2 separate regions of the Homo sapiens genome follow, and region 2 is linked to region 1. The links are chromatin loops, found by intact Hi-C in ENCODE. Cell type or tissue: CD4-positive, alpha-beta T cell. All regions are shown on one strand. Each heading gives the region's core, and the rest is flanking DNA. Links, peaks and the distances in the headings are about the cores only.

What was found. Hi-C counts contacts between places; a loop is a spot of excess contacts. Peaks named below come from ENCODE experiments on the same cell type or tissue, not always from the same donor. Only the 100,000 strongest peaks of a DNase experiment are listed, where the experiment ranks them.
Region 2: it touches region 1 in a loop (2.6-fold over the local background); 3 of 110 quality-filtered maps call a loop at or near these places.

What each region holds. Positions count from the first base shown.
Region 1 is chr2:112,983,616-112,986,528 of GRCh38, reverse strand. IL36G (interleukin 36 gamma) reads right to left here. Exons shown (of 5, transcript NM_019618.4): 5 at 871-1,689. The coding sequence ends at 1,480. Among named protein-coding and RNA genes, the nearest start is that of IL36G, 7.1 kb to the right of the region's middle. In CD4-positive, alpha-beta T cell, for the core only: CTCF peaks have their summits at 1,246 and 1,463; a DNase peak (open chromatin) is centred at 1,238; H3K27ac peaks cover 574 bases.
Region 2 is chr2:113,197,618-113,200,530 of GRCh38, reverse strand. PSD4 (pleckstrin and Sec7 domain containing 4) reads right to left here. Exons shown (of 17, transcript NM_012455.3): 13 at 2,897-2,913; 14 at 2,618-2,784; 15 at 1,647-1,791; 16 at 1,305-1,448. Among named protein-coding and RNA genes, the nearest start is that of PSD4, 25 kb to the right of the region's middle. RefSeq lists a silencer at 1,053-1,342. In CD4-positive, alpha-beta T cell, for the core only: CTCF peaks have their summits at 1,073 and 1,273 (motif pointing right); a DNase peak (open chromatin) is centred at 1,210.

The sequences.
Region 1 (2,913 bases), core at 312-2,811:
AATGTTCTGCATTTTCAGTGTTAGAGTAAAAATAAAGAAATCTATTATATACAGAATCAGATCTGAGGTATATATTTCTACAATTATACCCACAGTGAGTGTGTTAGGTCGTTCTTTCATGGTTGTAAAGAAATAGCCAAGACTGGGTAATTTATTAAGAAAAGAGGTTTAATTAGCTCACAGTTCTGTTCTGCAGGCTTTACAGGAAGCTTGGTATTGGTATCTGTTTGGCGTCTAGGGAGGCCTCAGGAAGCTTCCAATCATGGCAGAGGGTGAAGGGGGAGCAGGTACATCACATGGCAAAAGCAGGAGCAACAGAGAGAGTGAGGGTGGAGGTGCCACACACTTTTAAACAACCAGATCTTGTGAGAACCCACTCACTATGGTGAGGACAGCATCAAGCCACAAGTGATCCACCCCCATGACCAAAACACCTCCCACCAGGCTCCACCTTCAACACTGGGGATTACATTTCAACATGAGATTTGGACGAGGACAAACATGCAAACTATATCAGTCAGTTATTTAATTTCGTCAGAATATATCTTCTAAAGGTGGCTGTTGGGAAAGCAAGGCTTTCTCTTCCAAGAAGAAAAAAAAGACATCTTTACTGAAGTTTTTGAAAAAAGTATGTGAATGGTGAGATGGTCTAAAAGGAAAAGACTAGAGGAAGCAGGGAAAAACCAAGGCTATTCGACCATAAAGAAAGGAGCCAAACAGCAGAGCCCTGTTACATACTGAATTTCTCACCCCCACCCCATCACTATCCACCAAGGAAGGCCCTTTTGTCCCCAGCTAAGCCCCAGTCCCAGGTTTACCCACTGCAATGGCTTTATTCAACTACTCTTGCTAATTTCAGTTTACTCTTTCTTTATTTTATATCAGTTTTAGCTTTATTATTATATAAATACACAAAGTTTATTTAACTTTAAGATTACACATTACAATTAGGACAAAAATGATTTAACTTAACACAAGAATTATTTTTGTTTACAAGGTCTTAATGCTAAGAAGGTTCTATTACACACAATGAGGTATATTGGCAACATATAAAGACTGGATGATATCATCCCAAGAGGGAATAAAGCAAAACAGAAACAGAGATCAGCTCTGTGCTAGTCATGCCATCGTGGGTAACGCGCATGAGCTCTGAAGCATCTTCATACCCACCCCTAGAAGAAAGCTCAGTGTTTGGTCTTTGAGTCTTAAAGTCACTCATGCAGATGCCTTGTGGCCTACACAGCACCAGCTTGAGAGGACAGCCTTATACCACCCAGCTCTCCTGCTTCTGAGGCCACATCCTGTTCTTCAGTTGCTATGAAGTAATTGCTTCTTCTTCATTATAAAATGAGATGATAACAGCAGCCTTGCCCCTGTCTCAGCACCAGCGTGAAAATGACACTAAGAAAATGTAGACGAAAACACATTGGGAACCAGAAACTTTAAGACAAAGACCAAGCTGCCACCTCTAGGCTGAGTTCAGTCATTTATATTTAATTCAAAGGCAGTGTTGTATGACTTCCCAAGTTCTGAAGTCAGAATGATGGGCTGGTCTCTCTTGGAGGAGGCAATGAACCAGTCCGGGAAGGCCACAGACTCAAGGGTGGAGGTCCTACCAGTCTTGGCACGGTAGAAAAGGAAGGGTTTCACGGGCTCGGGTTGGCCATACAGATCCATGATCTTCTGCTCCTGAAATGTCAGAACAAGTACCCATTAGGAGAAACAGAAGCTGTTTGAGATATTCAAGGTTATTCATAATAATTCAATAAATGTTCCAAAGTTCCAGAAAACCTTATCCATCTATTAGAGCAGGCCTAGAGAAACACACATTTTGAAGGAGCAGCAGAGTAAACATACATGAAATTTTACCTTCCAAGCCCCCACCCTCAAATCCAGAGATGGTGTAGGAAGTTTACAAGGGAGAGTTTAATGAACAAGCAGCCACACTTGAACAACAAGTTAGAACTCTTCTCACACAAGAGGCTGAGGTGACCCTTAGGAAGAGGAAGAAATTGGAAATTACCTCCCTTACCAATACCACAACAGTGAGAGTCACTACCCTGCAAGAACCACCGGCGTGACAAAGGACAGCCAGGTTAGGGTATGAATTTCTGACTAATTGCCACATATATGAGAAAGATAAATACCAATGAAAAAGACCCAAGAGGGTCTAACAAATCAAAGGATTTGTATCAAAGGAAGAAGGTAAATAGAGCAATCAAAAAATGCCTTCTATATTGTATATGGAACTATATTCTGTATGTCTATATATTTGTATGTACATGCATTGTATATTTAGGTAAAATAAGTATTTCTAAGTAAATTGCAAGTGTTCAAGATCTCAAGAGAGACACAGAAATGATCTGTAATTCAGCCACATTCCACCCTGAGTGAGAAGTTCTTCTCCCACAGGATTCCTTTACTCAATTAATGGCTTCCAGTTAATCTGATTCTTTGGGTGGCCAGAAACCTAGGAGTCATTATTGACATTTCTTTTTTTGATCCCCTAACATCTAACCCAGGAGCAAGGCCTGTGGACTCTATTTCCAAAATACCAAAATATTTCCTGAATCGAGTCACTTCTTGCACTCCACACATGGCATCAACCCCAATCCAGGCCATCACTCTCTCACCTGGACAATTAGGGTGACCTTCTAAATGTTCTCCTTGAACCTACTCTATTCTCTAATAATCATTCTCCATAAGGCAGGTAAGTGAACTTTAAACTGAAGTAAATAAATAAGATTATGATACCCTTTTGCATGATTTTCTATTGTTATTACAGTGAAACTCCTCGGCAAAGCCCACAGGGTCTACGCCACCCAGCTCCTGCCTACCTGCTGCCCTGCCTTCTTACCACTCTCCTGCATGCTCATTCTGCCCCCACCAACCTGTCTTCTTCTTTGCCTTCCA
Region 2 (2,913 bases), core at 272-2,771, 210 kb before region 1:
ACAGCCACACCCTGAGGCCTCTGAGAAGTGGGGAGTTCACAGCCATGGATACAACCAACAAGCCAAGGGATAGCCTGGGACCTTGAAAGACAGGCAGAGGGCTGCATGCGGGCACAGCGGGGACAGGCAGGAGGCGATGTTGACTCCCACTTCCTGGTCTCTGCCTCTGGGTGGCCTCTGATTCCCTCTATTTTCACATTGCATTCACCTACCCTTCCTGCCCAGTGGGCCCTCACCCTAAGCAGGCACCCAGGATCCCTGAAGCAGGCACCCAGTGTTAGGATCCCAGATGAACTGACGTCACACCAAAGCAGAATTGGGGAGTGTGGGTGGATGGGTGAGGGTTGGGGGAGACTAAGGGATAAAACATTTCAACATGGGCTGTAGAGTCAACAAAGTCATTACTGGCCGGGGCAGTGGATCACACCTGTAATCCCAGCACTTTGGAAGGCTGAGGCAGGCAGACCACTTGAGGCCAGGAGTTCAAGTCCAGCTTTGCCAACATGGTGAACCCCTGTCTCTACTAAAAATACAAAACTTATCCAGGTGTGGTGGCTCACACCTGTAATCCCAGCTACTCGGGAGGCTGAGGCAGGAGAATCGCTTGAACCTGGGAGGCGGAGGTTGCAGGGAGCTGAGATCGAGCCACTGCACTCCAGCCTGGGCGACAGAGCGAGACTTTGTCTCAAAAACAAAAACAAAAACAAAAAAACACGGTCATTTCTTAGTTAAGACCATAAACGGGGCATTTAGAGCAGCATGTAAATTTACCAGATTTGGAAGAGTAGTTTAATTTCTCTGTGCCTCAGTTTCCTCATCTGTAAAATGAGGATAACAGGACCTACCCAGAGCTGTTAATTGAATGAGACAATCCATGCAAGGAAGACAAGCTCCATCCATACTACCTATTAATATTTGGTAGGTATTAGAAGGAACAGTTGAGCTGAAATACAGTTTTCCCTTCAACTTGGGAAAAGCCAAATATACTCTTAGGAGAAAAGAAAACTGTAAAATAACATCTGCTATGGGTGTTTCCAGACAAGCAGCTGCTATGTGCCCCCAGGACGAGAGGCGACAGGCCTAAGTGCGTGGGGACACACACTCTTTGTGCACGCCCGTGCACGCGGGTGTCCATGTGGGAGCCCCCGCCCCTTTGCAGACGGCGCACGCGGGCCCCGCCCGCACGCAAGCGCCTCTCCCCGCCCCGGCGCGGTCAGGGCAGTGACGGCTGCAGGGACCGAGGCGGCCACGAGAGGGCGGAGAGGGCGCTGCGCAGCGGCGGGGAGGTGGGCTCGGCCGCTCACCTCGTACTCCAGGTACTCCTTCCGCAGGCGGTGCTCCTCCAGCTCGCGGCCACGGCCCCGCCGCTCCGGCAGGTTCCTCTGTAGATCCAGCAGGTCGTCCGCGGCAGCGTCCAGGCAGTTCTCGTGGGATCGATGCTGCTCCTCCTGCGAGCAGCGGGCGGTGAGGGGCGCTGTCCCGGGCGTCCCCTCCGCCGCTTTCCGGGCCCGGGCGCGCCGCCCCCCTGGCCGCCTCGGTTCCCAGGCCAAGTGCGCAGCCCGCCTCCAGCCTCCCCGAGTTAGTCCTGGGGCTCCAGGTGCACATTCCCAGTTCCGCCGGACCCCACCCCTTCCCGGAGGCCGTACCAGGGAGCTCTGGGCGGGGCCCACGGGCAGGATGGGCCGCACGAATCTGCGCTGGGAGCCCACAGCGGCGGGGAAGGGCGGCGCGGAGTGCGTGGCCGCAGCCAAGTTGATGCGCGCGATCCAGGAGCTCATCTCCTTGGCAGTGCTGGGGCAAAGGAGGTCGTTGGTCCCCGGGGACACAGAGTCCGTCCTGTCACCCTCCTCCCGCCCCCTCCTGTGGCTGCTTGCACAGCTGGCCAGCTGCTCAGAACTCAGCCTCCCATAGTTACAGCCCTGCCACTAGCCGGGCACCCGACCTCTGACCGTGGCATTTCTTATCAATAAAGAGGAAAATTTGGAGGCCCGGTGCGGTGGCAACGCCTTGGCAGGCGGATCACCTGAGGTCAGGAGTTCGAGACCAGCCTGGTCAACAGGGTGAAACCCCGTCTCTACTAAAAATACACAAATTAGCCAGGCGCGGTGGCGCCCGCCTTTAATCCCAGCTACTCGGGAGGCTCAGGCATGAGAATCGCTTGAACCCGGGAGGCGGCGGTTGCAGTGAGCCGAGGTGAGAGTCACTGCACTCCAGCCAGGACGACAGAGCGAGACTCTGTCTCAAAAATAAACAATAAAAAATAAAGAGGACAATCTGAGAAGGTGACAGATTTCATAACAAATGCCAGATATGGTCAATCATTAGCAACTTCCCGGAATCCTGTGTTCTGAACTGGGAGGCTTTATCCCACTGACAAGGAAAAGGCATACTGTGCTGGCAAAGTTGGCCAAGGATGGGGAGGAAGTAGGCGATGCCTGGGCTTCATCCCTGGTCCCCAGCTCCTCTTCCTGCTGCCGCTTTCTAAGAATTTCTGATCATACGGCCATTCCCACCAGGACCCCCTGGGGCCCACAAGCCTCAGGTGTCAGCAGGGTCAGGGGAGAGAGAACTAGGGCAGGGCAAGGCCTTGCCACAGTCTCCCACCCCAGGGACTTACGGTGCCTGGAAGAGGTAGAGGCGCCAGTCAGCCGTGCGCAGCTGGAAGACGTGCGGCTTCTTGGTGTAATGCGTGGCGGGGGTGGCCAGCGAGTGGTGCACCCCCACGGGCTCATCCACCATCTGCCCCACCAAGCTCTCCCCCTCCAGACAGTGGTCTTCTCCCTGCTACCAGTCACAGGGGCTCAGAGAAGAGGTTATCATCAGCTGCCCACCCTCCAGACTGTTCTGGGCCTCTCTCAGTCTCCCATTCTGACAGGGGTGTTGGCTCCTTTCCTACCTTCAGGAAGTAGAGAA